2 separate regions of the Homo sapiens genome follow, and region 1 is linked to region 2. The links are chromatin loops, found by intact Hi-C in ENCODE. Cell type or tissue: CD14-positive monocyte. All regions are shown on one strand. Each heading gives the region's core, and the rest is flanking DNA. Links, peaks and the distances in the headings are about the cores only.

Region 1 (16,049 bases), core at 3,683-11,682, 57 kb before region 2:
TAAATAATGCCCTTTGTCACACCTTTTAGCATACAAAATTAGACTTACCAGTATTGTTGCCTTTAAATTTAATCCAGTCTTGCCTCAAGAGCAGCAGTTCTCAAAGTGTGATCTTTGGTTCCCTAGGGCCCTTTCAGGGAGTGTGCAGGGTCTGCCCTTGAGCAACATATCTGTGTGAGGCTGGATTTCCTTCATCTGCTTCAAGCAGAACAACATACTGCAACAGATTAAACACAGATGCAGATACAGGAATTCAGCTGTCTTCTGCAAATCTAGACATTAAAATGTAAAACAATGCCACTTTTTTAACTAAAAATATTTTTTTACATAATATAATTTTTTTCCTCAAAATATATTGTTTATATTCATTTTTCATACTTATTTTTAAATGAATTAATATTTTTAACTTTCTGTTTTAGTTTCTGATATAGTAAATAATGATAGATATTAGTCCACATAAAGAATGTTTTCGGTCCCTAATAATTTTAAGAATGTAAAGGGCAGGGCTTGAGGCCAAGAGGCTTGAGAACTGCTCACTAGGGGACCCTCTTGCTAGAAACACCTACTTCTCCGTTCTCTTGGTCCTGTGTAGTGGGAAATGGTATAGCACAGGCCTAGGTTTATGAGAACTGCTCACTAGGGGACCCTCTTGCTAGAAACACCTACTTCTCCGTTCTCTTGGTCCTGTGTAGTGGGAAATGGTATAGCACAGGCCTAGGTTTATACAAACTTTCAGAGAAAAATGGCTCCAGTGTTTACTATAAAACAAGTAGCAGATACGGTCAGATGACAGTCGTGGTGCTGATGGCCATTGCTAGTCCGGGAGCCCTTGGATGTGTGTGCCTGCCTTTCTCTTGATTCAGTACACATCGTTTGCTCTGTGTTCTGTCTGTGGCCCAGCAGCCCATTCTTGTTTTAAATATACGGACTTCAGTCTCTCACTTTAATTTTGCTCTTCTTATTAGCAATGGCTCGGGTAAAGCATTTTTTTCCCATTTAAGTTTTTTGGAGATCTGTTCCTGAAAGAACAGATTTGTTTGTTTTTGTTTTTTTAACTTTCAGTAGTTTTTGGGGAACAGGTGGGTTTTGGTTACATGGATAAGTTCTTTAGTGGTGATTTCTGGGACTTTGGTGCACCCAGCACCTAAGCAGTGTACACTGGTATGTTGTCTTTGTTTTATCCCTCCACCCCTCCCACTCTTCCATCCTGAGTGCCCAAAGTCCATTATATCATTCTTATGCCTTTGCATCCTCATAGTTTAGCTCCAACTTATATAAGTGAGAACATATGATATTTGGTTTTCCATTCCTGAGTTACTTCATTTAGAATCATGGCCTCCAGCTCCATCGAAGTTGCTACAAAATACATTATTTTTTTCCTTTTTATGGCCGAGTATAATATTCCATGATGTATAAATATCACATTTTCTTTATCCACTCGTTGGTTGATGGGCACTTAGGTTGGTTCCATGTTTTTGTAGTTGTGAATTGTGCTGCTATAAGCATGCGTGTGCATGTGTCTTTTTCATTTAGTGACCTCTTTTCCTTTGGGTAGATACCCAGTAGAGGGATTGCTGGATCGAATGGTAGATCGTTAGTTCTTTAAGGAATCTCCATACCGTTTTCCTTAGTGGTTGTACTAGTTTATATTCCCACCAGCATTGTAAAAGTGTTCCCTTTTCACCACATCCACACCAACATCTGTAATTTTTTTGCTTTTTAATTATGGCCATTCTTGCAGGAGTAAGGTGGTATCACATTGTGGTTTTAATTTGCATTTCTCTGATAATTAGTGATGTTGAGCATTTTTTCATGTTTGTTGGCTGTGTATCTTCTTTTTCAGATTGTCTATTCATGTCCTTTGCCCATTTTTTGATGGGATTATTTGGTTTTTTGTTTGTTTGTTTGTTTCTTGCCGATTGTTTGAGTTCCTTGTAGACTCTGGGTGTTAGTCCTTTGTCGGAATCATAGTTTGCGAAGATTTTCTCCCACTCTGTGGGTTGTCTGTTTACACTGCTATTTCTCTTGCTGTGCAGAAGCCTTTTAGTTTAATTAGGTCCCATTTATTTATGTTTTTGTTGCATTTGCTTTTGGGGTCTTAGTCATGAATTCTTTGCCTAAGCCAATGTCTGGAAGAGTTTTTCCGATGTTATCTTCTAGAACTTGTATTGGTTTCAGGTTTTAGCTTTCAGCCTTTGACCATCTTGAGTTGATTTTTGTGTAAGGTGAGAGATGAGGATCTGGTTTCTGAAGGGGAATTTGTGTTGGCCTAGTGGAGCCTGAGATGCAGGTTAATCCTCCTTATGGAAGGCAACTATTACTAGGATGGGTACCCGATGACACCACACTTTTTCTCTCAGCTGAGCTTTCAACCTTAAATGGGGCATTAGTGCCGGGGCACCTCTGTATAGTCCTAACCCACTGGAGAGGCCTTCCTAAGGAGAGCAGGTTAAGCAGATGTCTGAGTCTTCTAGTTCCGCCTGATCGTCATCGTAGATTTCCTCCTAGGAAAACAAGGACTGTTTTATCATTTGACTCCCACACTATCATCTGCAAATAAGTGCATACCTAGGAATGATGACTTGGCCCCATCAGAATGCTCACAGCAGCCCGCCTGGTTGTTGTAGGAGTGTGTGATAGAAAGGAATGGGGGAGAACAGCCATTGACACTGGTAGGGTAAGAAAGGAACTGGGATGCTTGCCCTTCTGACCCTAGAGATTTATGCCCTAGGTGTGGCTGTATGAATGAGAAGTTTTTCTGCCTCCCTACTAGTATACAGGTCATCACTCACCATCACCAAGGCAGCGGAGGAAGAGAGCATCAGTACAGGATCTGGTGTTAGCCTTAGGTCCAAGGCCCAGCTCTGAACCTCACCATGTGACCTGGGCACATCACCTAGTTACTCAAGACCCGGTTTTCTAATTTTTCTAAAAATAGAGCCATGCCTGTCCTATCTGCTTCACAGAATTGCTAATAAGATTTAGATTAAATGAAATTACAGATGGGAAAGCTGAAAAATATGTATGAATATTAGTTTTGTAAAAGGTTTATCCTACAAAAAGGGTTTCTGCTCTTTGTCCCTTGCCCTCTGGACTCATAAGTCTTCTGTTCTTTTCTCCAGGTTACCTGTGCATGACAGATGAGTGGTTCTCTGAGTATGTCTACGAAGTGGTGGTGGACAGGAAGCATGTCCCTGAAGAGGTGCTAGCTGTGTTAGAGCAGGAACCCATTATCCTGCCAGCATGGGACCCCATGGGAGCTTTGGCTGAGTGATACTGCCCTCCAGCTCTTTCCTCCTTCCATGGAACCTGACGTAGCTGCAAAGGACAGATCCAGGGACTGAAGCCAAAGTTATGCAAGGGACTGTGTGTTGCCACAGGACACAGTCAGATTTCCAGTCTCCACCAGGAACCTCTTCAGAAAGTGTGCTTTATGCTGAAACAGAATACTGTTAAAGGAAAAAAAAGAGGGGGGAAGATCAGGTCATACTATCTACTCTCCTCATCTCTAACAGCTCAGGATCTCTTAGCATTTTAATTAGATGTAATTGTTTGTCTTTAACTGTCAAAAAGTTTGGTTCTGTGTCTGTGTTTTAATAAGACGAGAGGACGAGCGATTGAGGTGTATGGAGAGAAAACAGACCTAATGCTCCTTGTTCCTAGAGTAGAGTGGAGGGAGGGTGGCCTAAGAGTTGAGCTCTCGGAACTGCATGCTGCTGGACAGTATCACTGTCTTTCCTAGATGGCAGTCACTGAATTCCATTTTTTCAAGGTAATTTCTTGTGCCTCTAATAGCCCAAGAATGGGAGGTTGATCAGATCTGACATGATTCCTTCCTGTTCTGAACTGTGGGGTGTGCACATCTCTGCTTGAGTCAGGTTTGAGTAGAGGCTTAGAGACAGTTGGGTGAGAACAACCAAAATCTTATCATGGTCTCAGTCATAATCATTAGGGGGAACTCTAGCCAAATGGTTTAACTTCTGCCTGTGGAACTGGGGATTGGGTGGGCAGGAAAAGGTGATATCCATTCTTTCTGATAACTAGATGGTGCTGAGAAGCTTTTGAATAAAAACTTTGCTAAATGAGAATAAGCTGATTTATGTGATCTGTCTGAGAAGTGTTTGTTTATCTACAAAAGAAAGCAGCCAGGTGGCTCATGTTCTTGAAAGTGAAAAAACAGGAAAAGGGCTTCCCTCTTCAGCTTCTCTGCAAGATGTGTACTCTTTCCCAGACCGCCGATTCTCACCGGCATCTGCAAAGGGCTTCCAAGCGCCTGTTTAAGAAGGACTGTTCCCCTACCGCATAAATGTTCTACCCAGATCCAGGGTCCCTACAAGGGTGGGGAGTGAGGCTCTGTTGGGCCCAGCCTTAGAATAGGTCAGTAAGTTATCTTACTGAGATTGGGCCACCCTTTCAAGAACAAGGGTAAAATAGAAAACATTTTCACAAAAAAAACTGAATTTGCCCCAACAGAAGGGAAGTGATCAGTATGGAAGGGTTGAAATGTATCAAGGAATGTAGAATAAAGAACATGATTGTTATGTTGGTCAGCTACACAAAAAGCAACTGTAGAAGAGTCTTAACAGGGTTGGAAAAAAGGTAAAACGAAAATCCATGAAGGTAGCAGATAACTAGGGAGGGGAGGTAATTGGAATGAACATACTCTAAGATCCTTGTGTCTTTCAGGAAGAAGATAAATACATTGTTTAACTTCAGACTTTGGTATGTAAACCTGTGCCAAAAACTTCTATAGTATCTACTAAAAATAAGCAGAGGATACAGTTTTCAATCAAGAATAAATAGAATGGAAAAATGCAATCAGTCAAGAAGACAAGATAGGGTAAAGAAAAGGCAGGACAAATAGAGCATCCAAAACAAGATAGTAGAGAGAAATCTAAATGTGCCAATAATTATATGTAAATGGACTAAATGTTCCCGAAAAAAAAAATGCCAAACTGTATTTTTAAAAGAAATCCAGCCATATGTGATGACAAGAGAGAGACATAGGCAACCTACAATATAAGAAAGGATGGAAAAGATACATCAGGCAGATACTAACCAAAATAAAACTGAGAAGTTATACTCATAACCCACAGAATTAAGGCCACTCCAAAGTAACGAAACAGACTGTCTAATTTCAGTTTATTTGCATAAACTGTAATGTGAATGTCCTCCCTGGAGCTGTGGAACACCACAGCCCTGGAAATAGGCTTTAAGACAAAAAGCATTACTACAGATCGAACCACTACATAATGATATGCTTACCCAATTCTTCAGAAAAACAAAGATTCTAAGTTATGCACCTAATAACATTGCCTCAAAATATGTAAAACAAAAACAGCTATATGGAAAAATAAGAAATCCAGCATCATAGTGGGAGATTTTAATATGCTTCATGTAGACCAAGCAACAAAAAATTCAGGAAAGTATATAAGAGATTTAAACATTTAGCAAGTTTGGTAAAATGGACGTGTTTAGAAGACCACATCTTCATCCTGAAAGCACAGATGTGTGGAAACCAATGACCGAGCATAAACCTGTTAAAAAAAAAATTGCATCTAACAACTGCACATTCATTTTGATCACCTATGGAACTTTTTCAAAAAGCGACCATATACTGGACGGTAGAGTCAATCTCAACAAATTTGAAAGGGTTGTTACCACGTAGACCACACTCCAACCACAGTGCAATTAAGTTAGAAACCAAAATTAAAAGATTACAAGACGACCTCTGTATGTTTAGAAATTAACTCATGGGTCCAAGAAGAAATCATGAAGGAAATTTAACCTGAACAATAATAAAAATATGTCAAAACGAGGGATGCAGCTGCAACAGTAATTTAAAGGTTTTACAGCATTAAATTATTACATTAATGTATTAAGATTATAGAATTTTAATTAGTTCTGAATAATAGAATGTAAATTCTAAATCTAAATATCAAAGTTATACTAGGATGTAATAAAGGCTGAAAATTGAGCTAAACATCTGTTTCAAGAAATTAGAACAGCAAAATAAACCTAAAGGAAGTAGATATGCACAGAAATTAAGCATAGCATCAACGAAGCCAGAAGTTGGTTCTTTTAAAGAAAAATTGACAAATATTAATTTTTTTAAGTACACAGGGAATTAAAAGGATATTATAGATGCTGCAAATATTAGAAAAATAGAAGATACTCTCAACTTTCTCAAAAGCAACAGTAAAGGGATTTGTTTAGAAGACAAATCCACAAGCTCGGGAAGACCAGGAGAGGAGCCAATGAAATATTTGAACCCAGAAAGCAGATGGAGACCTTGGAAGATTTAGCAGAGCTGAAAAAGTTGAATCTCACTGAGCCAGTGGTGGAGAAAGCCAGTGATAAGCAAATCAATTTACAGTGCATAATCCCCTGAAAAGCATAGATATGGTAGCAACAGAAAGCATTCTGGAATTGGGCGTGAAGGGAGGGTTACCAAAGAGTTGAATGTCTGTTGGGTCCCCTTCCTATACCGACCGGCTTGGTGATGCCCTTCCTCCATTCATCAGTGCATTAGAGATTTCTTTTCTGGAGAGAGAAGAAGTGTGTAGTCTAGGTGTCAGGTGAATCCCCTAAGTGAGCATTTACATTCTGAATCTTCTTGCCATCCTTGGCTGCTAGAACTCTAGTAGCCAGGAAATTGGAAGTCTTCTCAGGAGCAACTCGATTAGCTCAATAGGCAAGACGTAAAAAACGACTTTATGGCCTAAAGAATGATTTTATGAGGCTAGCATAACCCTGATAAGGATAGTGAAAAAAATACATGTAAACCTCACCCATAAACATAGATGCAAAAATCCTAAACCAAATGCAGCAATATGTAAAAAAGATAATCTTCATTACCAAATACTTAATGAAAGCCATTTTTCAAATGAACTTAGGATCCAGAGGGGAGAAATGAAGCATGGTGGTTTTATCTTCTCTGCTAAAGATTAGGGAAATGGGCTGAAGTTGTAGCTGGAGGTCTCAGTTGGAAGAAACTGCTAGTATTTGGGTGACGAATGAGGTAGGAAATGGGAAGGCATGGAGTTGTCTTTTGCTTTAACTGTGAATCATACAGTGTCACCAGAGGAGAGCTTCATGACTGGCCTCTGGGAAGTCCTGGCCTGAGTAATGGTGACCCTACACGTCCAAGAAGCCAAGGCATGATAATGAGACATGCCTTCAGGATGTGGTGTGGCCCATCTGCTTGCTTTGGCTTGTCCTTAAAGAGCAGCTTAATTCTAAGTTGCTGTTGGTGGCACCAGGGCACTTGGACTTGAAGTCCTATTCCTCTAGTGTGGTGTGGGTGAGCACCATTGCCCACGGTGGCTCTAGTTAGTCATTTGTTAAGTTAGATACTTTTTAAAGTGATTCCAGATGAGCGTGGTCATATTTAGGACAACTTGTTGAGAACTGTTGTTGATACTCATGAAGCCAATGGCTTCCTTCTTGGGGTCTGTGACACAAATGGGTTGAAAACTAGGATTAAACTGGCCGGGTTTTTCTGTTTTTCTTTTTCAAACTCCAAGTCCTTTACACATTATTGCAGAGGGAAAGGAAATAGGGGAATGTTCAATTCACAACAGCTGCAGCTATTTGGTCTTTGTTTTGTCTTTTCTTTTGAGTCTCATTCTGTCACCCAAGCTGGAGTGCAGAGTACAGTGGCACGATCTCGGCTCACTGCAGCCTCCACTTCGTGGGTTCAAGCAATTCTCCCACCTTAGCCTCCAGAGTAGCTGGGATTACAGACATGCGCCACCACAGCTAATTTTTTTTTTTTTTTTGTATTTTTAGTATAGACAAGGTTTTGCCATGTTGGCCAGGCTGGTCTTGAACTCCTGGCCTCAATTGATCTGCCCGCCTAGGCCTCCCAAAGTGCTGGTATTACAAGTGTGAGCCACTGCGTCTGGCTAGCTGTAGCTATTTGGAAAGAGGATTGTGTGCAGATGGGAAACCCTCCACATCATCTTTCCTGGATATTGTTTGAATACTCAGTGCTTTCCCTCTTGCTGACTCCTCTGGAAAAACTCTAGTTTGGTAGCACGTCTTGAAGTGGACAGAATGAGTTCTGGAGCCATCTTTCAGGTTACCCCATGACAGCTGTTTGTTTTTTAAAAATCAGCTGCTGTGCAGAAGGCTAGGGCAGCCAAGGCAGGGTGGCTATTTGATGGAGAGTATGGGAGGGTGCTTGACTTAGCATAGCAGCATCCCTGCATCTCACCTGGCGGAGACCTTATGGGTTAACCTAGTCCAAAATTCTCCAAAACGAGTAAGTCTTTTAAGTTCTATTTGCACACATTGACAGGAACACACAGCCTCTCACTGTGGCCCCTGCCCACCTCTCCAGACTCGACTTACTCCCCTTCTTGTACACTCTGCTTCAGCCAGCCACTGACCGCCTCCCACCCTGTCCCGCACTTTGTCCCTCAGACACATCAAACTCATCTCCGCCTCCTTGCTGTTCCTCCTTGCTGTTCCGTCTACCTAAAGCTCTTCCCTCAGGTCTTTGCATGGCTGGCTTCTCATTCGGGTCACGCCTTCAGTGTCAAGGCCATCTCTGACCACCTTATCTAGGCAGCCAACTCCCTCCTCCTACTGCCTCTGCCACCTCCATGCTGTTACAGGGTCTGTTTTATTCACAGCACTTACCACTTTCTGGAGGTACTGATGTATTTATATGTGTATTGTCTGTTTTCCCCAAAGTCAGTTACTCCGTTGGCTCCCAGGGGCGGGAACTTTGTCCTGCTTGTGACTGTATACTCAAGTGCCTGGCTCATAGGAAATATAGGGTAGGCTGACACTGAGCACACCTTCTATTCTGACAGCTATAATTAACGAACAGTTTTTACATAGACCTGAAGTCAGCTTCACTATAACTTGCTCAGCAGGGACAAGTAGAACAAGAACAAAGCCCCTGGAGATGTTTGTATTTCAACATTTCACATTAAGGTCTTGATTTCATTTCATGCAGGTTCCTGGCAGTGGGGAGAATAGGTAGGGAGAGAACCACAGAGGCTTACCTGGCTTCCTCACTGCTTGAACCTTTTTTGTTTCAAATCAGCCCAACACAGCGGGAAGAGCAGGGCCTTTGGACTCAGATATGCTGGCCTTGCCACTTGGCAAGCATATAAGTGCCTACACCTGGCAAGTCTGTATAAATGTGGAGAAGCTACTTAATCTCTCTCAGCCTCTGTTTCCATGCTTCCTTTGTTGAAAAACAATATTAAAATTTATTCACTTCGTGAGGTCGAGGTGGGCAGATCACAAGGTCAAGAGATCGAGACCATCTGACCAACATGGTGAAACCCTGTCTCTACTAAAAATACAAAAATTAGCCAGGCGTGGTGGTGGGCACCTGTAGTCCCAGCTACTCAGGAGGCTGAGGCAGGAGAATTGCTTGAACCCAGGTGGCGGAGGTTGCAGTGAGCCGAGATCACGCCACTGCACTTCAGCCTGGATGACAAAGCGAGACTGCATCTCAAAAAAAAAAAAAATTATTAAATATGAGAACTCAGCCTGAAACCTGGCTGAGGAAAACTATATTTTTTGATAACATATATAGTTATCCAAAAATAATAATACCAGTTTATATTGCATATTTCCCATATGGTAGAAAAAGGACAGAAGATAATGCATATAATGTGCCTAGTAGAGGCTCAATAAATGGCAGCTTTTATTAAAAACAGTTCTCATGGAGATTCTTCAATGTGTCCAGTGTTGTGGGAGCCCCTCTGGGAGTTAAAACAATTCCCTTCTCTCCAACCAAATTTGTCATTTACTTGGGAAAATAACATGTTTATGCATGAACCAGTTGAAAAGGTGACTTTATATGAGAGAGATCTTGCAGTAAACTCCGTAATAATTGTGAAAGGGCTTGAAGTTGGAGAAGGTAACGTGCTGACTTGTTTTAAAGTAACTTCAACCCACAGTGAACGCGGTGATCAGCTTACCAAGAAGAAACTAAGGGAAGCCCTTCCTAGATGGAGAGGCACAATTTACCCTGAAGTTTGCTGAGAGGAAGAGCCAAAGAGAGGGTGAGTGTCTTATAAACTTGAGCAGGAGAAAGAAAAATGGAAATGGGGTACAGGAGAGAGGATTGGCTTCAGGAGCTGGGAGCAGAGGGCTTGAGTTCTAAGAGTAGGTCTAGCTCTTTGATCAGATCTTGAGCAAAGCCTTGGACTTCACCTCTTGGCTCCCAGCATCTTTGCTAATAAATAGGAAAAAAAAATGTCCTGCTTAAGTGAACAGCACTGGTGATGTGTAATGTGGCACGATTTGGTGGGTAGTGCGTCTGGTGTAACATGGAGCTGAACTCCTTCAAACTCCCTAGGGCTCCTCCCTCCTTTGTGAGAAACTTGAGGCCCCTTAGAACATCTTTTTTTTTCCCTTCCCCTCTTTTCTTTCTTTTCCCTCCCTTCCACCGTTACCCCTTTCTTTCTTTGCCTTTTATAATTAAAAAATGCTTTTCTGAAAAAGTTTCATAAAAATATCACCTGCACATGGCAAATATTTAAATAGTATAGCAGGGTAGACATTGACAAAGGGGGTTTCCCTCCATCCTAATGTCCTCTGCCTCCAAGGCACCTACTGTTCCCAGTCTCTTCTGTGTGCTTACAGATTTCAATACACATATCAGCCCCCATGCCTTGCCCTCAACAATTTGGAGTAACAACTGTTCTATGCATTTTTTTTCCTCCATTTACAATAAATCTTGAGAACTCCCCCAGATCAGCCCATAGAAAACTGCCTTACTCTTTCTACCTGCTGCATGGTACTCCATTGGTGGATATGCCACTGGGGCCCTGGTTTTATGGCACTAAGTCTGGTAAGACTCAGAGGCATTTTCCTAGCCCTTCATTGCTGGTGTGTACATTTATGGAGCCTGCTGTGCGCCCACACAGTGATAGGTGTTGAGGCATGGAGAGAGGCAGCACCCTGTCCCTTGGGAACCCAGAGCCTGGGAAATTCGGAGAGGGACCAAGGTGCTGCAACAGCTGTATGTGTACAGGGCGGTGGGGCCCTCCCTGGTTCTCTGTGCTTCTGGCGTCAACATCTCCACCAACGTGGAAGGGAAAAACAGCTGCCCTCTGGAGTGTGGCCCTGGCTGATGAAGTCAGGGAAGGGAATCCCCTAGGGAGGAAGTAGAAATCATAAACCCTTAAGGAAGGAGACCACCACTTCTCCTGCTGCCCTTCTCCTCCTCCCCTCCGACCCACCTAGTTTATAAGACAGAAGATAAGGAAAAAAGCAAAAAGTCAGAAAAAAAACAGAAGTAAGATAAATAGCCAGACGACCTTGGCGCCACCACCCGGCCCTGGTGGTTAAAAAATAATAATAGGCCGGGCGTGGTGGCTCACGCCTGTAATCCCAGCACTTTGGGAGGCCGAGGTGGGTGGATCACAAGGTCAGGAGATCGAGACCATCCTGGCTAACAAGGTGAAACCCATCTCTACTAAAAATACAAAAATTAGCCGGGCATGGTGGTGGGTGCCTGTAGTCCCAGCTACTCGGGAGGCTGAGGCAGGAGAATGGCATGAACCGAGGAGGAGCTTGCAGCAAGCCAAGATTGCGCCACTGCACTCCAGCCTGGGCAACAGAGCAAGACTCTGTCTCAAAATAAAATAAAATAAAATAATAATAATAATAATAATATCAACCCCTGACCTAAACTACTTGTGTTATCTGTAAATTCCAGGCATTGTATGAGGAAGCATTGCAAAAGTTTCTGTTCTGTTAGCTGATGCATGTAGCCCCCAGTCATGTTCCCCACGCTTGCTCGATCTATCACAACCCTTTCACGTGTACCCCTTAGAGTGGTAAGCCCTTAAAAGGGCCAGGAATTTCTTTTTCAGGGAGCTCAGTTCTTGAGACATGAGTCCGCTGATGCTCCCAGCCGAATAAAGCCACTTCCTTCTTCAACCTGGCATCTGAAGGGTTTTGTCTGAGGCTCGTCCTGCTACACCATGGCTCACAGAGATTGCAGATAGATCGTGGGGTAGTCACAGTATCTGTAAAGTCTGGGGTGTCACCTACACCCTGATTTCTCCTCACGTGTGAGTATCCTTCAAGCTGGGCCTTTCCACATCAGCCACTCCTGCCTTTTCCTCTCTTTTAGAAAAAATTATCTGTGAAGTCTGAATATACAATGAGTTAAGCAGGGTTAGCAACAGAAACTTAAATCGATGCTAATCTGACAAATACTTACTGATTTTAAACAATTATTACTGTGCCTCTCAATGGGGTTGTGGAAGCAGCAGGGGCCCATGGTGAAGACTGAGGGAATTAATTATGGGGCTTAGATAGAAAGTGCTATAAAAGTCTTAGTTATTGTTATTGGCATTAGCATTTGCCCAGCAAGTGCTTCTGGGGGTGTTTGGGGTGTTATCATAGAGTGAGTGGTGTGGTGAGGCTGCTGCCGTAATACCTGACTGAGAGATAATGGGAGTTCAAGTCAAGAGGATGGTGGGGCTGGGGAGAGGGAGGTGGGAGACCGGGTGATGGGGTGCTAGGAGGAGGGTTTAGCAAAGGCAGAAGGCTCTGGAGGAATGAGGGGAAGGAGCTGGGAAAAATGACCAATGACAAAATGAACCTACTTCCAAATGTTTCTGGCCTTTCTTAGGGCTGAACCTGATCTGTTCCTCCCCCAAACCCCCCGCACTCCCAAAAGGACCTTGTCTGGAGTTCCCTTTAGCTTGCTTCATCTGGATGGGGTGGGCCTGCTAGGGGCTCCCATGGAGACCTCCGTAGAGATGAGCCCAGGGTTCACAGTGGCAGCAAGTCCTGCCTTGGAGGTGCCACTGAACATGAATGTAGAGTCACCAGAACCATGCCAGGAAAAACTGGGGGTCCCAGGAAAAACCAGGGGTGTCGGGGAGGTGCTGGTGGGAATGGAGCAAGATGACACTCTAAGGACTGAATATTGTCAGCATTTTCCTGGGCCTGAGAAAAAGCCCACAAGGAGGGGTGGGCCTTCTTCTTTCGTTATTGTATAAACAGGGCAGAGACAGGACAGACAGATGGCACCAAGGGCTTCCGGAGGGAGAGCCTGGGATTCGCATGGTTCGGTCCTGGCTGGCTCCACAGGGGACTCACTGCTGGCCTTTGAGACTTCCAGGAAGTGGGTTTTCTTGGTGGTGTTTGGGGCAGGTGTAAATATTTATGTGCCCCTTTCCTCTTAAAGTGAAAGCTTGTATTTATTCTGAGCCCCAGAGCAGCTTCTAAGCCCCACTATTTCTGGGCTCAAGCAGGTGAACAAAGAAAAACTATTGCTGTGCGGTGATTGCCAGGCAGCCTCTTCCCAGCTGCCCAGGACCTGTCGCCCTTGACATCTCCCTGGCTGTCCCTATACACCACCAGCACCAAGCTTCGCAGGTGCCTGCTGGGTTTCTGGCTTGCATCTCTTCCCTGCGGCCACCAGCTGACGCCTGCATTCACATTCTAAGGAACCCGTCTGTCCCAACCACCACGACAACCCCCTTCCCCCCTACTCTTACCTGCAGCCCACGCAGGTCACAGCCATTAGATCCTTCCCCTGAAGCGCTGCTTCCCTCCTGCCGCACTCAGGGCTCCCTCCTGCCTTCCATGCCCAGGACAGGGCCTCCCGGCCTCTCCAGGTCTCTGGAGCAGAGAGGTTGTGCCTTCCTCATGCGGTCAGGCTCAGGCTGGGAAGGAGCGGCCCAGAGGCGGGGGGAGGCACGGGTGCGGGGCTGCCTCTTCCCCGGTAGTGGACGCTGAAGCCTGTCCACCTGAATTGGAGGCGGGGCGGGGCAGTCGACTGACCGCCAGGCAGGGGAGCAGGGCGCGGGCTCAGAGGGAGGGAGTGGGAGGCCGAGGAAGGACAAGGTGCTTGTGGCGATGAGTATCAGAAGGCAGAGCGGAGCTGCTCAAGAGAGGCTGGCTCTGTGGAGGTGAGGACCTGCAGGTGGGCCTGGCCTCTCTGTGGGATGGTACCCAGGGCAGGAGGAAGAGAAACACCTGTTTAGAGAGAGGGGGAGGGTCTGGGCCAGTTGTGTGCGGACTCTGCCATGGAGGCAGGGGGAACCAGGGCGGGGCCGTCTGTGTAATTCTAATGTCATTTGCTAATGGTGGTTGCCCGCAGCTGGGGAGCAAGAGGGGAGGAGATGGGACCACCCGGCCAGAGAGAGGAGGGGTCGAAGGCCCCCTTGGAGGAAGGGCCCAGCGCACAGGGCCTGCAAGGAGTTGGCCCCTTCCCCACCCACAGCTGGGCAGTGCCCACTGAGATCATCCTCCCTACTTCACAAACAGAGACACAAAGGCCAGACAGCTTGAGGTTAAGGAGCTCGGTCAAGCCCACACCACAGTACAGGGTGGGGGCCGGGATTTGACCCAGGTCCACAGGGTGCCCACTCTCTAGGCAGCACCTGCACAGAACAGGGCAGTGCCATAGGGAGGGGCTGCGCGCTGGGCAGGAATGCATCTTCGGCTAGAAAGAGTCTAGAAGGAAGATCAGAAGTGGCGAGACTGCACAATTAAGAAGTGCTAAGAAGTCACACTGGACAGACCTGGTCTTGGTAGCCAAGCGCTGAAGTCACCCCTGCAGCCGTCCTCCGCTTTGGCGCCTCTTCCCAGCGTCCCTGCCCCCCTCCTTTGGCCCTCCTGGAAAGGACACTTTGCGTTTTCTGTTGCCCTTGCCTATACAGCACAAACATGCTCATTTAAGAAGTGGAACGTGGGAGGCAGCAGACAACTGTGTTCATCTGAAAGGAGGAGGCCCCACTCCCGTGCAGGCGCTGCCCCTGGGGGTGAAATTCCCAAGCTTGTTGGGGATTCTCCCGCCTGGCGTTGCCGCTCTGAATGCCAGCACCTAACCCCTAATGTCCCTACTGCAGCCCTCCCAGCATCCCCCCTGCAACCTCCCAGCAACTCCCTGTACCCCTCCTAGGATCGCTCCTGCATCCCCCATTATCCCCCCCTTCACCCCTCGCGGCATCCCCCCTGCACCCCCAGCATCCCCCCTGCAGCCCCCCCAGCATCTCCCCTGCACCCCCAGCATCCCCCCTGCAGCCCTTCCAGCATCCCCCTGCACCTCTCCCAGGATCTCCCCTGCAACCCCCATTATCCCCCCTGCACCCCTCGCAGTATCCCCCCTGCACCCCCCAGCATCCCCCCATGCACCCCCGGCATCCCCCCTGCACCCCTCCAGCATTCTCCTTGCACCCTACCAGTATTCCCCCGCATCCCGGCCTCCAAGCCTCCCGCCCACCTTGCGGTCCCCGCCCTGGCGTCTAGGTGGCACCAGAATCCCGCGCGGACTCCACCCGCTGGGAGCTGCCCTCGCTTGCCCGTGGTTGTCCAGCTCAGTCCCTCTAGACGCTCAGCCCAACCGGCCGCACAGTTTTCAGGGGTCAGTTCCTCCAAGTACAAGGGGCGGTGGCTTCTCTGGAGCTGCAAACTTGTCACTGCTATTTCCTTTCGGTCTTCTACTTCCTATCGTTCCTGGCCTCCTCTTGGGGAGAGGTAGAGCCCTCTCCTTTCCGCCTCAGGGACAACCCAAAGCAAGTACTGCATGTGCCCTTTTTAAAGTTTTAAATAATTTTAGCAAAAAGGATATTAACATTAAATCAATTTTTAAACTTTTTGAAAAAATTATCAAAACTACATGCACATGGTTCAAAACAATAGGCTCCTGCTGGGCCCTTTCAGATAATTCAAATTGTCACCAGGTTGGAGTGCAGTGGTTCGATCACGGCTCACTGCAGCCTCGACCTCCCGGGCTCAGCTGATCCTCCACCTCAGCCTCCTGAGTAGCTGGGAACACAAGCGCGAGCAACCACGCCCGGCTAATTAAAAAAATTTTTTTTCTAGAGATGGGGTCTTGCTGTGTTGCCCAGGCTGGTCTTGAATTCCTGGGCTCAAGCAATCCTCCCGCCTCAGCCTCCCAAAGCACTGTGCTCCTTTTTGACGCAGCTTTGAACTGTAGCTGGTTAACAAAATGAGAACCAGTTCTTCATTCCTTCATTGTGGAAGTCTTTATTGTGAGACTCTGGGGACGGAGAGGAATTAGACAAGGGCCTCTAAGCTGAGCTCACATC
Region 2 (16,049 bases), core at 3,535-11,534:
TTCCTCTGCTAGAGTGAAATAATACCCTCTCCACCAGGCACAATGGCTCACACCTGTAATTCCAGCACTTTGGGAGGCCAAGGTGGGCGGATCACTTGAGGTCAGGAGTTCGAGACCAGCCTGGCCAACATGGTGAAACCCCATCTCTACTAAAAATACAAAAATTAGCCAGCCATGGTGGCATGCTCCTGTAATCCCAGCTACTTGGGAGACTGAGGTGGGATAATCACTTGAACCTGGGAGGCGGAGGTTGCAGTGAGCTGAGATTGTGCCACTGCACTCCAGCCTGGGTGACAGAGCAAGACTCCATCTAAAAAACAAAAACAAAAACAAAAAAACCCTCTCAATTGGTTTAATACCACGATAGAAAAGATAAATATTTTAGGATGGAATCTTAAATATGTCTGTCCTTTTGTTTCATATAGTTGAAATCAATTCAGTATTGTTTCTACATTAGGTGTTTCAAAAACAGTCACCTTTGCAACAGAAGAGCTCTTTTGTTGAAAATGATTCACAATATATTTCAGTTGGAATGTCAGGTGGTATTTCTCTTACCAACACCTCACAGAATCTATGCCAAGCTGCTCTACCACCAATGCAAGTATTTTTTTAAAGCTACTAAAATAAACTTTCTTCACCAGCCAACTCTAATTTGGAGACAGTGTGCATTGGTGAAGGACCTCGTCAGAATAAGTTTGAATGTCTACTGAACTAAGAAGAATTTTGTCGTTTGGGGGAGAGAATAGATGGCATCAGTCCTTCAATTCTGTAACTGAAGACTCCAATTATAGTAGATAAGAATTGTGTCTAGCAATTTTTAAACACTGACAGTCCAAACAAAAATATTTGGTGAGGAAGGATGTCCCATATTTTTGCTTAAATATCATAAACAAATATGAGCATTTACTAATTTTTTAAATGGCATTTTGAAAGATTATTCTTATTTACACTCTAAAATTAAAGGTGTACTTTATCTTAAGAAAATGATATATTAAAAATTCATATTTTAAAAGATAAAATTGGGGAATTTACAGTTATTTTGTGAATGGCCTTTAAACTATGATTTGATCTATATACAACTTTTCAGAATACTTTTGATTGTGTGTTGGACATATCTAAAATTAATTTTATCTGGCAGAATTAAACCTAAATTTATTTGTATAAAAGAGTCCCCTTTCTAAAATTCATACAGTGCCCTTGTATTCATTTATGCAGTGTTTATAAATATTTCAAGTTAGATTGTGAGATATTAATAAATGATTTATGCTGTGAACTGTTACTGTAATAACTCTTAATATCATGATTTGTTGTATCATTAAAAAAACACAAAATTCTAAACTCTTAAGGTTAAAAATCTTAACCTTATAGTCAAAATATTTAAACATCTCCCTAAACATCACTGCATAGCACTTACAAAAACTACATTGAATTAGATGTATTCAATTTCCATAAAGTTAAATAAGTTAATATAATTCTTTGTAATTTGTGAAGAGCTTTAGTTTATAATGTTCTTCCCCATATATTTCATGGGATCACCAGAAGTCTAGGTGACAGCTGTATTTTCCCAGGTGAGGATGGGGCTGGGATGAAGAGCCTGAAGCTCAAAGAGGCTGATTGATTTGCCCAAGTTCACACACCTGGAACGTTCCAGGACAGGCTTTATGCCTATAGGTTTTCTAATTCCAGCCCAAAGGTTATTTACATGTTTAGCTTTAAAATTAGCATCCATAGAGGCTTGAGAAATCCAAAGAGTATTCAACTGCAGAATGGGTTTTTTTCTAAACTGCAAGGATGTTCTATCTCATTTTAAAGTGTGATAGGGAAGAATAATTAACATAGGGGAAGAACCTGTTACTGATATATCATTACATGTGTGCTGTCCCCAGCCAGAGACAGCAGCAGTCCCCAGCCTTTTTGGCACCGGGACCGGTTTCATGGAAGAAAATTTTTCTACGGATAGTGGGGAGCAGAGGGGTATTTCAGGATGAAACTATCCTACCTCAGTTCATCAGACATTAGATTCTCATAAGAAGCACACAACCTAGATCCCTCGCATGCATAATTCACGACAGGGTTCACACTCTTGTGAGAATCTAATGCTGCCGCTGATGGGACAGGAGGTGAAGTTCAGGTGGTAATGAGCTGTGTGGTCCAGTTCCTAACAGACCTCCTGCCCTACAGTTAAAGACTCTCCAGTTACCATCACCACACTAAATCTAATCCTTGTACTAGATTCAAATTATCTGATTTACATTGACTTGTTTAAAGAGGTATTAAGGTAGGGATTCCCAAAATAAAGGATAACATAAGCAAAAGACGGGTGACAAAAAGAAAGAAAAACAAGAGCGAGAAAATAAAATGGGACCAGAAATGAGGCTACATGTCACACCAGAATGACTTTCACATGTGCTGTTGGTATGCCACAAATCTGATCCTAGGCTTCATTAGAGATAACTGTTGCATCCAGTTATGAGATGCCATTTATTATCACTAAGGCTTAGTGGTCACTCTGGGTCCTGCTGCTTTTCCAGGGATATTGCTATTATTTAAAATAAATGCTAATGTTGTCAGTGCTTTATAGAGAGGGCAACTCCAGTATTAAAGTGTAATATTTCAATTACAGGAATCTCTTTGGAGTCTCAGCTCCAGTTTTGGAACATATCACTAAGTAATAACTAAAGATCTCAAAATGATTACCAGTATTTTTTTTTACACACTTTTTTTTTTCTTTCTTTTTTTTAGACAAAGTGTCCTGTCACCCAGGCTGGAGTGCAGTGGCGTGATCTTGGCTCACTGTAGCCTTGACTTCCTGGACTCAAGTGATCCTCCCACCTCAGCCTGCTGAGTAGCTGGGACTACAGGCATGCACCACCATGACTGGCTAATTCTTTGCATCTTTAATAGAGACCGAGTTTTGCCATGTTGCTCAGGCTGGTCTCATACTCCTGGGCTCAAGCAATCTGCCCACCATGGCCTCCCAAAGTACTGGGATTACAGGCATAAGCCACTGCACCCAGTGACATGGTTTTTATAAACTAAAAAATTCAATATGTAAAATGGTGGAGAGGATAGTTAATGCTGAGATCTGAATAAATGGACTTGAATAAAAAGTAGAATATATCTTATAGATTCTAACTACAAAAATGAAAATGAGACATGTATCTCTGACAAATGAAGACATTCTCCTACATAACCACAATTAAACCATCATAGTTAGGAAAGTAACACTGCTGCATGACTGTCAACTCATCTTTAGACCCTGTTCAATGATCTTTAGGAAAAAGGATCTAGTCCAGAATCATTTTCATTTAATTTCACGTCTCTTTTGTTTTCTTCAGTCTAGAACCGTTTTCCAGTCTTTCCTTGACTTTCACAACCTTGAAGCCTTTGATGTTAATAGGCAAGTTATTCTGTAGAATGTCCCTCAATTTGATTTGTTTGAAGATCAATTCCTGCTGATTAAATCCAAGCTATGTATTTCTGGCAGGACTATCACTGGAATGGTGCTGTGTTGTTTTCCCTGCATCCTACCAGGTGGAGAATGATTTTGATTTGTCCCCTCACTGGTGATGTTAACTTCAATCACTTGGTTAAGGTGGTGTCTACCGGGCTTTCCACTATAAAGTTCCTTTTCTTTTTGTCATTAATATTTTGGGGGATGGAGTTATTCTGACACTGTGCAAATATCCTGTCCTCATCAATCCATTTATTTTTAAAAATAGATTCCTGTTTTATCCAATGGATTATAATCAATTTTATTCATTTATTCATTCATTCATTTTTTTGAGACAGGGTCTCGCTGTGTCGCCCAGCCTGGAGTACAGTGGTGTGATCACAGCTCACTACAGCCTCGACCAGGCTCAACTGATTCTCCTGCCTCAGCCTCCTGAGTATCTGGGACCACAGGCACATACCACCATGCCTGGCTAACTTTCGTATTTTGTGTAGAGACAGGGTGTCACCATGTTGCCCAGGCGGTTCTCCTGTGCTCAAGCAATCCTCCCACCCTGGCCTCCCAAAGTGCTGGGACTACAGGCATGAACCACAGCACCTGCCCCCATTATTAATTTTGATGCTCAATTTTTCCTATATTTAGCCAGTGAGAGTCCCTTCAAGCTGGTTTCTGTGTGCTTTTGACATGTCCCCATCATTCTTGGAACAGTTCCTTGTTTTCCAGAGTGAGATGTTTCGGGACCAGCTTGTACTTTCTCTGCCACAGCTCTGAAATCAGCTATATCTCCAAGAAGCCCTGGTTCCTTTTAGTCAAGAGCATATTTAGAAACCACGATCTGGGTGTTAGGTATTCTCATGGCTACTGAGTTGTCACTGATCCTCAGCCCTCTCACTGGATAGAAGTGTATACATAATTTGCATTTAATAGTTATTTCTCTATCTTAAAAACCATGAGGTCACACCAATATCTCCAATTCCAACCCAACACTACAAAGTTCATTCTAATTTTCTTCCTTTCCATATTTATAACCCCTTTTACCACCTACCCATGTATTTTTAATATAGTTTTGCCTTTTTTCCCCTATATATATATATTACTTCTTCTCACAAGACTGAAATTCATCCAAGTTGGGTATAGCTCTAGTGTATTCATTTAACTGTTGTATTGCCTATGTGTGTGTGTGTGAATATATATATATATATATTTTGACAGTCTTGCTCTGTCGCCCAGGCTGGAGTGCAATGGCGTGATCTCAGCTCACTGCAACCTCCGCCTCCTGGGTTCAAGTGATTCTCATGCCTCAGCCTCCTAGTAGCTGGGATTACAGGCACGCACCACCATGCCTGGCTAATTTCTATTTCTTGTATTTTTAGTAGAGACAGGGTTTCGCCATGTTGGCCAGGCTGGTCTCGAACTCCTGAGCTCAGGCAATCTGCCCACCTTGGCCTCCCAAAGTGCTAGGATTACAGGCGTGAGCTACCACGCCTAGCTATATATTCTTTACTACTGATAGAGATTTAGGTTGTCATTTATTGAAAATGTATTATAGATATTCCTGGTGCATCTGTGGAACACGAGTTACAGGAAACATGCAGTGTCAATTACTAGGTAAAGCCAAACTTTTCCCAAAAAGGTTGTGCCAGTTCACCTATTACTAGTAGCACACAAAAATTACTATTGCTGCTGGATGCAGTGGCTGACGCCTGTAATCCCAGCACTTTGGGAGGTTAAGGCAGGCAGATCATATGAGGCCAGTTCAAGATCAGCCTGGCCAACATGGCAAAACCCTGTTTCTACTAAAAATACAAAAATTAGCCGGGCGGGGTGGTGTACGTCCGTAACCCCAGCTACTCGGGAGGCTAAGGCAGGAGAACTGCTTGAATCCGGGAGGCAAAGGTTGCAGTGAGCTGAAATTGCATCACTGCACTCTAGCCTGGGCGACAGAACAAGACTATCCTAAAAAAAAAGAGAGCCAGGCATGGTGGCTCACACCTATAATCCCAGCACTTTGGGAGGCTGAAGAGGGCAGATCACGAGGTCAGGAGATCGAAACCATCCTGGCCAACAAGGTGAAACGCCGTCTCTACTAAAAATAGAAAAAATTAGCTGGGCGTGGTGGCAGGCGCCTGTAGTCCCAGCTACTTGGAAGGCCGAGGCAGGAGAATGGCGTGAACCCGGGAAGCGGAGCTTGCAGTGAGCTGAGATCGCGCCACTGCACCCCAGCCTGGGCGTCAGAGCGAGACTCCATCTCAAAAAAAAAAAAAAAAAAAAAAAAAAAAAAAATACCGTTGCTTCGCATCCTCATCAACACTTCGTATTATGTCTCTTAACATTTTGTCATCCTTGTGAATGAGTAATGGTATTCACTGTGGTTTTAATCTGAACAAATAGTCACTCGCTGCTGAGTCTATTTGATATCCATATGGAGAAAAATCTTAACCCCTATCTTACACCACAAACAAAAATTAATTCCAAGTGCACTGTAGATCTAAATGGGAAATGTAGGCAATAATGCTTCTAGAAAATGTTGTCCAGTATAACTTTCTGCAGTAGAAATGTTCTATAAACCTGCACTGTCCTATGTGGCAGCCACCAGCCACATGTTGAGCATTCGAAATGTCTAATGCAACTGAGGAACTGTATTTTAAATTTTATTAATTTTAATTAACTTTGTAAAATTAGAGATATCTGTTCATTAAAAATACCATTAAGAGTGAAAAGGTAAAGCCATAGAGGGGAGGGAGAAGTTCCTTACAAATAACTCGTACCTAGAATATCTGAAGAACCTGTACTGGGGCCAGGCAAGGTGGCTCATGCCTGTAATCCCAGCACTTTGGGAGGCCGAGGCGGGCAGATCACCTGAGGTCGGGAGTTCGAGACCAGCCTGACTAACATGGACAAACCCCATCTCTACTAAAAATACAAAATTAGCCAGGCGTGGTGGCAGGCGCCTGTAATCCCAGCTACTCGGGAGGCTGAGGCAGGAGAATCGCTTGAACCTGGGAGGTGTAAGTTGCTGTGAGCCGAGATCATGCCATTGCACTCCAGCCTGGGTAGCAAGAGCGAAACTCCATCTCAAAAACAAAACAAAACAAAACAAAACAAAACCTGTACTGGATTAAGGAAAAGGCAGATAGTTCCCCTCCACACCCCCCTCAAAAAAAAAAAAAAAAAAAAAAGCAGGGAGTGGAAAGGTAGTTAATGCCTGTAATCTCAGCACTTTGAAAGCTGAGGCAGGCGAAATTGCTTGAGCCTAGGAGTTTGAGACCAGCCTAGACAACATAGTAAAACCCCGTCTCTACAAAAAATTAGCCAGGCGTGGTGGCATGCAGCTACAGTCCTAGCTATTTGGGAGGCTGAGGTGGGAGGATCACTTCACCCTGGGAGGTCAAGGCTGCAGTGAGCCATGATTGCATCACTGCACTCTAGCCTGGGTGACAGAGAAAGACCCTGTCTCAAAAACAAATACCAACCCCCGCCAAGATACCCAAATGTTAAATGTTAATAAAGATGTGAGAGCCATCAGGGAACCACAAAATAAAACCATGAGATACCACAACACCTACCAGAGTAGCTAAAAGACAAAAAGCCAGAAGACAAATACCAAGGGTGAGCAAGATGTGGGGCAACTGGAACTCTCATACATTGATGGAGGGAGTGCCTTTTAGTTCAAATATTCTGGAAAACTAATTGGTAGTTAACTACTAAAGCTCAACATGAGCATACCCTATGAATCAGCAATTCCATTCCTCAGAATTACCCAACCAAAACATACATGTATGTACTAGATGACAAGCGCAAGAATGTACCTAGAAGATACATTACCTAGAAGATATTATTATTCATAACCCCAAAAAGAAATAACCAATGTCCATCAACAGAATGTAGTAGTAAAGAATCTACAAAACAAGCAAAACTACTCTAAGGTGCTAAAAATCAGAAAGAGTAGGCTGGGAGAGAAGTTTAAGGGGAGCTCCTATGGCACAGGTAATGTCTTTTTAAACTAGGTGTACTGTGTGAATCCATTAAGCTGTAAACTCCATGTGCAATTTAAACCTTATACTACAACAAAAAAATTTACTAAGAGTGTTCTGGTAACTTTTGGCACAGAGCTATCATGAATGGAACCTTGTATCAAATAGGACTTTTTGGGTTGTGACAGCAGAAATCCAATTCAAACTAACCTAACAGAAAAAGGGAAAAGTATTGGTTTAAATGTCTTAAAAAAAAAAAAAAAAAAAAAAAAAAAAAGCTACACTAGAGCCAGAGATGCAAAAGCAATCATCAGGTTTTTTGTTCTTCTCTCTGTCTGGCTTTCTTGTTGTGGGTTTTTTTTCTGCCAGGCAGCAAGGCACTCTCCATGAAACTCCAGACTTACCTCATCGCCATAATCAGCAATGACAACAGAAAACATCTTTCTGTAAATTCTGACAACATGACCAGCATCAGCCTAGCTTGAGTCACATACCCTTACTGTAGGCTATTCTGCCCCATTTGAACCCGTGGACTAAGAGTAGTAAAGGTGTGTTTTCTCAAAGGCAAATCCTGCTGTTACCAGGAAAAGGGGGAATGAATACCAGAGAGGCAAAACCAACATTCTGTATATTTGGAGGAGACAGAAGAAAACTCTTCATTTGCAGTCTCTCATCCTGATTTATGTCAAATTAAGTTGGTTAATAAAAGTAATTTATAGCTTTCCTATCTAAGGATCCAAGCGGCTTTGTAAAAGTCTCTGAGCTTTTCCCTCTGGGAGAGGGAAACTGAGTTTATCATCAGATGTCTCTGACATCAGTCTCTCCTCCTAGACTACCTTGCACACTACGATCAAATTAATCTTCCCAATGCATGGCTCTAGTTATAAAACAATCCCAAGAAAGAAACCATACTCCCCACCAAAGTTAAAGATTTTTTCTGTCACTCATGGTCCTTCCATGATGTCACCCTTTTACCTTTCCATACTGATGTTATGTTGCTCCCTTTTTGTACACCAAGTCAGTGATTTTGGGGGTTTGTCACTGTCACTGATTGACTTTAGAGTATTAGGATGTAACTGACATTTAATCTATCAGTCAGAGATTTGGGCGTTAACTTTCCTGTGACTTTTCCTTTCTGGTTTTAAAGGTACAATAAAATGATTTATAAATTCTAAATCTGACCCTTAATATATTTCATCTAGTCAGCATTCTTATTAAACCAAGTTTATCCTTCTAAAAATAAGAAAGTGTGCTCTTTAGGTAGAGTATTGTGAGATATATGAACAGCATTTTCTTAATGGGAAGACCTAGTAGAGAACTATTTTCTCCACAGCATTCATCTTTCCCCATAAATAAAATATTTACAGTGTATAATTATTTCTCCTGAGTTTCAAAGACTCAGAAGAAAGATACTAGTTTTATTTTTATACACAAGTGGAACTTGTAATAAACTGCACTATCTTTTTCAGAGTAGGTGAAACAAGACATGTTTAGAAACAGGCCACCTAGATCTTTAGCTAATTTCATTTAGGCTAATGTCTCCACAGCTTCACCTTTAACTAAAAGTGATTTACATATATAACCAATTTACTAACTTGTCAAGGTTTCAGAATTACAAATTAATTTCTACTAAAAGCGAAAAGATGAATTGTGACATGAGTAAAATTATTTTAAAATAAATGCATAAATAAAATGTATAAGCATATCATTTTATTTTCATTTAAGCCAACTATGCTGTAAGCTATTTAGACAAGATGATTCACATTTTATACTTAAATACAAATTTCAGAACATAAAGTATATTTTCTGTTTTTCAAATCCATATTTTATCTGAAATACATTTCCTGCAACAAAACATTATTAGAAGAGTTAAATTATTTATTTAAAAAAAATTTTTTAGAGACAGGGTCTCATTCTGTTGCCCAGGTTGGAGTGCAGTGGCATGATCATACCTCACTGTAACATCAAATTCCTAGGCTCAAGTGATCTTCTTGCCTCAGCCTCTCGAACAGCTGGGACTACAGGCATGGACTACCATGCTAGGCTTTTTGTTTTTTAAATAGAGACAAGGTCTTATTATCCTGCCTAGGCTGGTCTTGAATGCCTAGCCTCAATATCCTTCTGCCTTGGCCTCCCAAAATGTTGGTATTACAGGCACGAGCTACCGTATCTGGCCAAAATTATTTTTTAATGGTTGTAGTGGAGCAAATTTTCCTCATTATGTACCTACAGGGAATTAGCACACTCTTAACGGTTCTTGAATACAACAAAGAATGTGGTATTGATGAGTACACACTATATATAAATTCAGCCAAACATCCACATCCAAACATCCAAGCTGTAAGACTGACTTTTAACTTAAAATTTTGAAAATAAATTTAAAAATGCCCTCCAAACTACTGGTAACACACTCCTTTATGGTTTTACGCAGCAGGTTCCAGGAATTACAGTTTTCTGTGCTTCCTTAAATCTTTCTCTTGGGGTAGCCATCAATCATCTTCTTTCTCAATATAGGTCTTTGCATTAACCCGCGCCATCTGCCTGGCCAAGTACCTGTCTCTAGCTGACATTACAGTTTCTTCATTGTTCCGCTTTGCAAACTTGCTCACTGCCTCAGGTGGTCTCTCTTGTTCTTTACCCTTCTCTTGCCCTTCCTCTGTGAGTCTGTGTTTTGCTCCCAGTGATGATTCAGAATTAGAGGGTTTCTCTTGGTTTCTTTCTTTGTCCTTTGCCATGTTTCTCATTTTGTTGGATCTTTCTTGGTCAAGAAATTTATCCTTTGCCCTAGAATTTGGGCTGCTTTCCTTTCTGTCTTGATTTCTTTCTGAAGACTGAACACCTACCTCTCGTTTTTCTCTATCTCTGTATTTATCATTATTTTCATATCTTTCCTTCCTTACTTTCATATGCTCTTCCTTTGCTTTGCTTTTCTCTTCCTTCTCTCCTTTCTCACTGGGTCGGTTCTGATCATTTTGTTGTCTATCTCTTTCTTGTTCTCTTTGGGAATATTTCTCCCTATCTTTCTCCCTTTTCCATACTCTGTCACTTCTTTCTCTTTGGTCCCTCGCCCTTGGTTTATCTTCCTGTTCATGCCTCTTCCAATGGGAATCTCTATGACTGGCCTCTCTGTGCCTATGAGAATCCCTTTCTTTCCGGTAATCACGGTCAGTGTAATGGTTCTCTTGGTCTCTGGATTGCTTCTGCTGGTGCTGATCTTCCCTTTTCTCATGTCCTCTCGACGTTCGTGATCCTTTCGTGTGGTGCCTGGTACTGTGCCCTCTTTCTTCACTAGGTGACCGAGAGTGGTTTTGACTCCTGTGGTGCTTGAAGTCATTCTCAGGGGTCTCTATGACCTTTTCCCTTCTGCAGTTCACTCTAGTTTCTTCTATTTCATCATCCGCACTGCTCTTAGCATCGAAGTCACTGTCTGCATCTGGGTTTTCCTCTACTTTCACATCAGTTTGAAGAATGCATTTCTCTTGTGGTATTCTGTTTTTTGAACTTACTTCATTGGAGAAGCCCCTTGATTTTTCTTCCTTTATACCAGATCTTAGAAACAAAAAACAAAAAAGGGCAGAAAAAAATGCCACATTATCAGTTGTAATAAGCAAATGAAGGGTTCATATAATTTTTATCAATACTCAAATCAATACACCTATAGTGATATATACTGTCTGATTATCCAAATGCAAAAAGGTCCTGATGTCTATGCAAACTAGTATTTTCAAATTCATACCATTCAGAATATTTTCAATATTTGTAGAAGTGAAAAGAGAAAATTAGCCCTTGTCTACTATACTACTAGAACCTACAGGCAAGGGTCTGTACAGGTCTTCATTTTTTGGTAAGCCTAAGACAAAGAATAATTGGGAAAAGTAATAAATGTTCTGAATCTAAGTTCTATTTTCACAACATGAAGCTTAAGTTGTGACTGTTGGATTTGTTGTTTCCTTTCTTATTTATTTATTTTGAGACATTCTGTTACCCAGGCTGGAGTGCAGTGGCACAATCTCGGTTCACTGCAACCTCTGCCTCCCAGGCTCAAGTGATCCTCTCACCTTAGCTTCCCGAGTAGTTGGGATTACAGGCCTGCACCACCATGCCCAGCTAATTTTTGTATTTTTAGTAGAGACAGGGTTTTGCCATGTTGGCCAAGCTGGTCTCAAACTCTTGACCTCAGGTGATCCAACCACCCTGGCCTCCCAAAGTGCGGGGATTACAGGTGTGAGCCACCATGCTTGGCCTTTTTCTTTTTAAAAAATTATAAAAATAGTCCTAGAAATACATGAAGATAATCTTTGCACAGCAAAATAGTGGCAAATATAATCCTAAATATTTACTCTCTCTCATGAGTGTATCCTGATTCACTCCTTGGCACCTATCACAACAAAATGGAAATATATTAATTTGTCCATTAGAATCAACAATACTAAAATTATATTACCTTCATTGTTCCAGCTGGCAAGTACAGTTAACTTTATAGTATGAGTATAATGTAAATAAGAACCACTCAGTGATTCTTACTAATCACTTACTAATCACACTAATGGTGCAACAACTTTGGTTCTCCAGGAATTACTGGCAGAACTATCTTGGCTAAAGGACCCACTAACAGTTAGGAATTCGATTATTAGACTCTAAGAAGTACAACTATGTCAACGACATTACAGAGTTTCATGGCAGCCTAATAAATATTCCAGATGAAACTCTAATACAAAGATATAACGTAATATAATTTCCATTCAAAACCTGAATCTTCAAATACATTTTCTTAGGTTCATACTTCTCACCAATTTTATAATCAAAGCCTAGCAGCGTAGGGAGGGAGTGGGGCATAAACTTCCTCTCCTCACCTTAATTCTATTCTCCTACCTCTTCCCTTCCTTAGCAACACAGACTCAGATCTACCCAGAACATTCCTGTTAAAAAAAATTTTTTTTTTTTTGCTTAGGACAGACTCTTTTACCTTCAGCTACATAATTATGGCATAATCATCTCACCATTCCTATAATACCTTATAACTTTATTCAAAAATCCTCTAATCCTTTACCTTCTAGACCAGCATTAATAGAAATGCCTCAAGAAATGGTAATGTTCATATGTGAGCTGTCCCCAGTATGGCAACCACCAGCCAAATATGGCAACTGAGTATATGAAATGTGGCCGCTGTGATCAAAACTTTAAATTTTATTTACTTAATTTTATTATTTATTTATTATTATTATTTTTTGAGACAGAGTCTTGCACTGTCACCCAAGCTGGAGTGCAGTGGCGCAATCTCAGCTCACTGCAACCTCCGCCTCCTGTGTTCACGCCATTCTCCTGCCTCAGCCTCCCAAGTAGCTGGGACAACAGGCGCCCGCCACCACGCCTGGCTAATTTTTTGTATTTTTAGTAGAGACGGGATTTCACCGTGCTGGCCAGGATGGTCTCAATCTCCTGACCTCGCAATCCGCCCGCCTTGGCCTCCCAAAGTGCTGGGATTATAGGCATGAGCCACCGTGCCCAGCCATTTTATTTTTTGAGATGGAGTCTGGCTCTGTCGCCAGGTTGGAGTGCAGTGGCGCTATCTCAGCTCACTGCAATCTCCGCCTCCCGAGTTTAAGCAATTCTCCTGCCTCAACCTCCCCAGGAGGTGGGATTACAGGCATGTGCCACAATGCCGAGCTAATTTTTGTATTTTTAGTAGAGACAGGGTTTCACCATGTTGGCCAGGATGGTCTCCATCTCCTGATCTCATGATCCACCTGCCTCAGCCTCCCAAAGTGCTGGGATAACAGGCGTGAGTCACTGCGCCCAACCTACTTTATTTACTTTAAATTAATTTAAGTAGCTACACGTGACTAGTGCCTACATACTAACAGTGCAGTTCTAGCCCCGATATGTAAGTCTTACATTTTAGGAAGGCTGGGTTCTATTTATGAAAACAAACCACTTTCCTTTTTATACACTATCTGAACATGTATATAAGACTTATATTGTAGACACCTAATTCTTTCCAACTTTCTCCTTAATTCTGACAGCAAAATCATTTTAAGGTACCAGGCACCAATCATTTTAAGGATCATGAGGAATACCCACATTCTTATTTAAAAAAAAAAAAAAAAAAAAAAAAGCAGCCAGGTGCAGTGGCTCATACCTGTAATCCCAGCACTTTGGGAGGCTGAGATAGAGGGGGGATCCCTCAAACCCAGGAGTTCAAGACCAGCCTGGGCAACATAAAGCCCCATCTCCACAACAAAAATACAAAAAGAGGCTGGGCGTGGTGGCTCATGCATATAATCCCAGTACTTTGGGAGGCCGAGGCGGGTGGATCACCTGAGGTCAGGAATTCGAGACTAGTCTGGCCAACATGGTGAAACTCCATCTCTACTAAAAATACAAAGATTAGCCGGGCGTAGTGCATGCACCTATAGTCCCAGCTACTCAGGAAGCTGAGGCACGAGAATCCCTTGAACTTGAGAGGCAGAGGTTGCAGTAAGCAGAGATCGCGCCATTGCACTCCAGCCTGGGTGACAGAGCAAGACTCCATTCCATCTAAAAAAAAAAAAAACAAAAAAAAAAAACCACACACACAACAACAACAACAAAAAACACAAAAAGAAAATTCGCTGGGCATGATGGCTTGCACCTGTAGTCCCAGCTACTTGGGAGGATCATTTGAGCCCATGAGGCAAAGGCTGCAGTGAGCTATGATTGAACCACTGTACTCCATCCACCCTAGGCGACAGAGTGAGACTCTGCCTCAAAAAAAAAAAAAAAAAAGAAAAAAGAAAAAACTACAATTTGATTTTGCTTTCCCTTGAAGATTTTGCTCTCCCTTGTTAAGACCCATAAATCACTTAAAAATTCAGAAACTTTATACATTAAAAGTCTGTCTTTGGTTTTACAATAATATTAAACTCAATCACTGTTTTAATGTAACAATTTCTGTGAAATGCAGAATAAAAATGATCTTAAACTAAATCTGTAGGTTTTAAAATCAAGAAACTGCAAATTTCTAGCCATTCATTCAGTTAGGTAAGGCTGGCTGACAACACAATATGCAATGTTGTAATCTTCCATCTTTCAGAGGGTTAAAATGACCCCACAACCACAGATTATTAACAGTATTTTTCTTCAAAATATTTCATACACGTCTCCTCACCTGGCTTCACGAAAGCTGCATTTAGGTACTTCCTCTTCACCAACTGCTTGATTTAATAGGTGCCTATAAAATCCACTGAGATCTTTCTGCTTGGTTACATCCAAACATGCTAACAGAGGGAAAGCAAAAATTAGAATATATTCAATAAGGCACAGTGCAGTTTCATTTTACAGACATACAGTATATAACATACAGTGTGTAAACTACTCGCTGGATCAGGAGTTGGCAAACTGCAGGCCAAATCTGGCCTGTTGCCTGTTTTCATAAATAAATTTTTATTGAAACAAAGCCCTGTTCATTTATGTATTGTCCACAACTGCTTTTGTACTACAAAGGCAGAGCTCAGTAACTGCGACAGAGATCATATACACAAAAAGCCCTAAAGTATGAATATGATCTGGCATTCAAAATATGAATTTATAAATTTAAAGTCTTAAAATATGAATACTAAAATACTATCTGGTCCTTTACAGAAAGTTTGCCGACTGGCACTCTAAACACATAGTACATGCTTAGACAGAATGTTATAGACTTGGTTTTCTTCTACTTAAAAGCTGAAGAGGATGGGCGCAGTGGCTCACGCCTGTAATCCTACAACTTTGGGAGGCTGAGGTGGGTGGATCACCTGAGCTCAGGAGTTCGAGACCAACCTGGCCAACATGGTAAAACTCCGTCTCTATAAAAATATAAAAATTATCCAGGTGTGGTGGTGCATGCCTGTAATCCCAGCTACTTGGGAGCCTGAGGCATAAGAATCACTTGAACTTGGGAGGCAGAGGTTGCAGTGAGCCAAGATCATACGACTGCACTCCAGCCTGGGCGACACAGCGAGACTCTGTCCAAAAAGCTGATGAGCATTTGTCAATTAAAGTATTTACAGGGCTGGTCATGGTGGCTCACACCTGTAATGCCAACACTTTGGGAGGCTGAGGCAGGAAGATTGCTTGAGCCCAGGAGTTCGAGACCAGCCCCGGCAACATAGTGAGACCCCGTCTCTACAAAAAATACAAAAAGTAACCAGACGTGGTGGTATGTTCCCGTAGTCCCAGCTACTCAAGAGGCTGAGGTGGGAGGATCACTGGAGCCTGGGAGGTCAGGGCTGCAGTGAGCCATGGTTGAGCCACTGCACTCCAGCCTGGGTGACAGAGACCCAGTCTCAAAAAAAAAAGTATTTTATAAATACATATTCTACTTAGATCTTGAGAAATAATCATGAGTAGAAAGCACTAAGGTAAAGCATTAAGATATTCTTAATTCATCCAATTTTTATTCTTTCTTCAATTAATGTTATTCTTTTTCTAATTGCCTCATTGATCCTCCTTGAGTGGTGTTACTCTATTATTTTCTCATCCCAAAAAAATGTAACTAGGGTTTAAAATTATATTTATATTGTTTCTGACAAATGCCATGGCGTTATACTTTGTAATAAATGTTTTTACATTTCAGATCATGTTCTAAGGCAAAAGCCACAAAA

The links. Hi-C counts contacts between places; a loop is a spot of excess contacts. Peaks named below come from ENCODE experiments on the same cell type or tissue, not always from the same donor. Only the 100,000 strongest peaks of a DNase experiment are listed, where the experiment ranks them.
Region 1: a loop joins it to region 2, with 2.7 times the contacts of the local background. A loop is called at or near these places in 5 of 110 quality-filtered maps.

The regions. Positions count from the first base shown.
Region 1 is chr17:30,236,242-30,252,290 of GRCh38, reverse strand. It overlaps BLMH (bleomycin hydrolase), which reads left to right. Exons shown (of 12, transcript NM_000386.4): 12 at 3,123-4,088. The coding sequence ends at 3,274. It overlaps LOC105371720 (a long non-coding RNA gene), which reads right to left and starts at 14,793. Exons shown (of 3, transcript XR_007065698.1): 1 at 14,520-14,793; 2 at 13,491-13,971; 3 at 58-217. RefSeq lists enhancers at 2,635-3,834, 13,062-13,962, cis regulatory regions at 14,958-15,000, 14,784-15,025, 15,128-15,147, 15,016-15,186, 15,414-15,453 and 2 more and promoters at 15,861-16,049, 14,770-16,049, 14,796-16,049, 15,026-16,049, 14,784-16,049. In CD14-positive monocyte, for the core only: no CTCF peak of the experiment used is centred there; no DNase peak of the experiment used is centred there.
Region 2 is chr17:30,179,543-30,195,591 of GRCh38, reverse strand. It overlaps NSRP1 (nuclear speckle splicing regulatory protein 1), which reads right to left. Exons shown (of 7, transcript NM_032141.4): 6 at 14,576-14,684; 7 at 9,117-10,977. The coding sequence ends at 9,918. It overlaps SLC6A4 (solute carrier family 6 member 4), which reads left to right. Exons shown (of 15, transcript NM_001045.6): 15 at 1-1,273. Among named protein-coding and RNA genes, the nearest start is that of SLC6A4, 48 kb to the left of the region's middle. In CD14-positive monocyte, for the core only: no CTCF peak of the experiment used is centred there; a DNase peak (open chromatin) is centred at 7,831.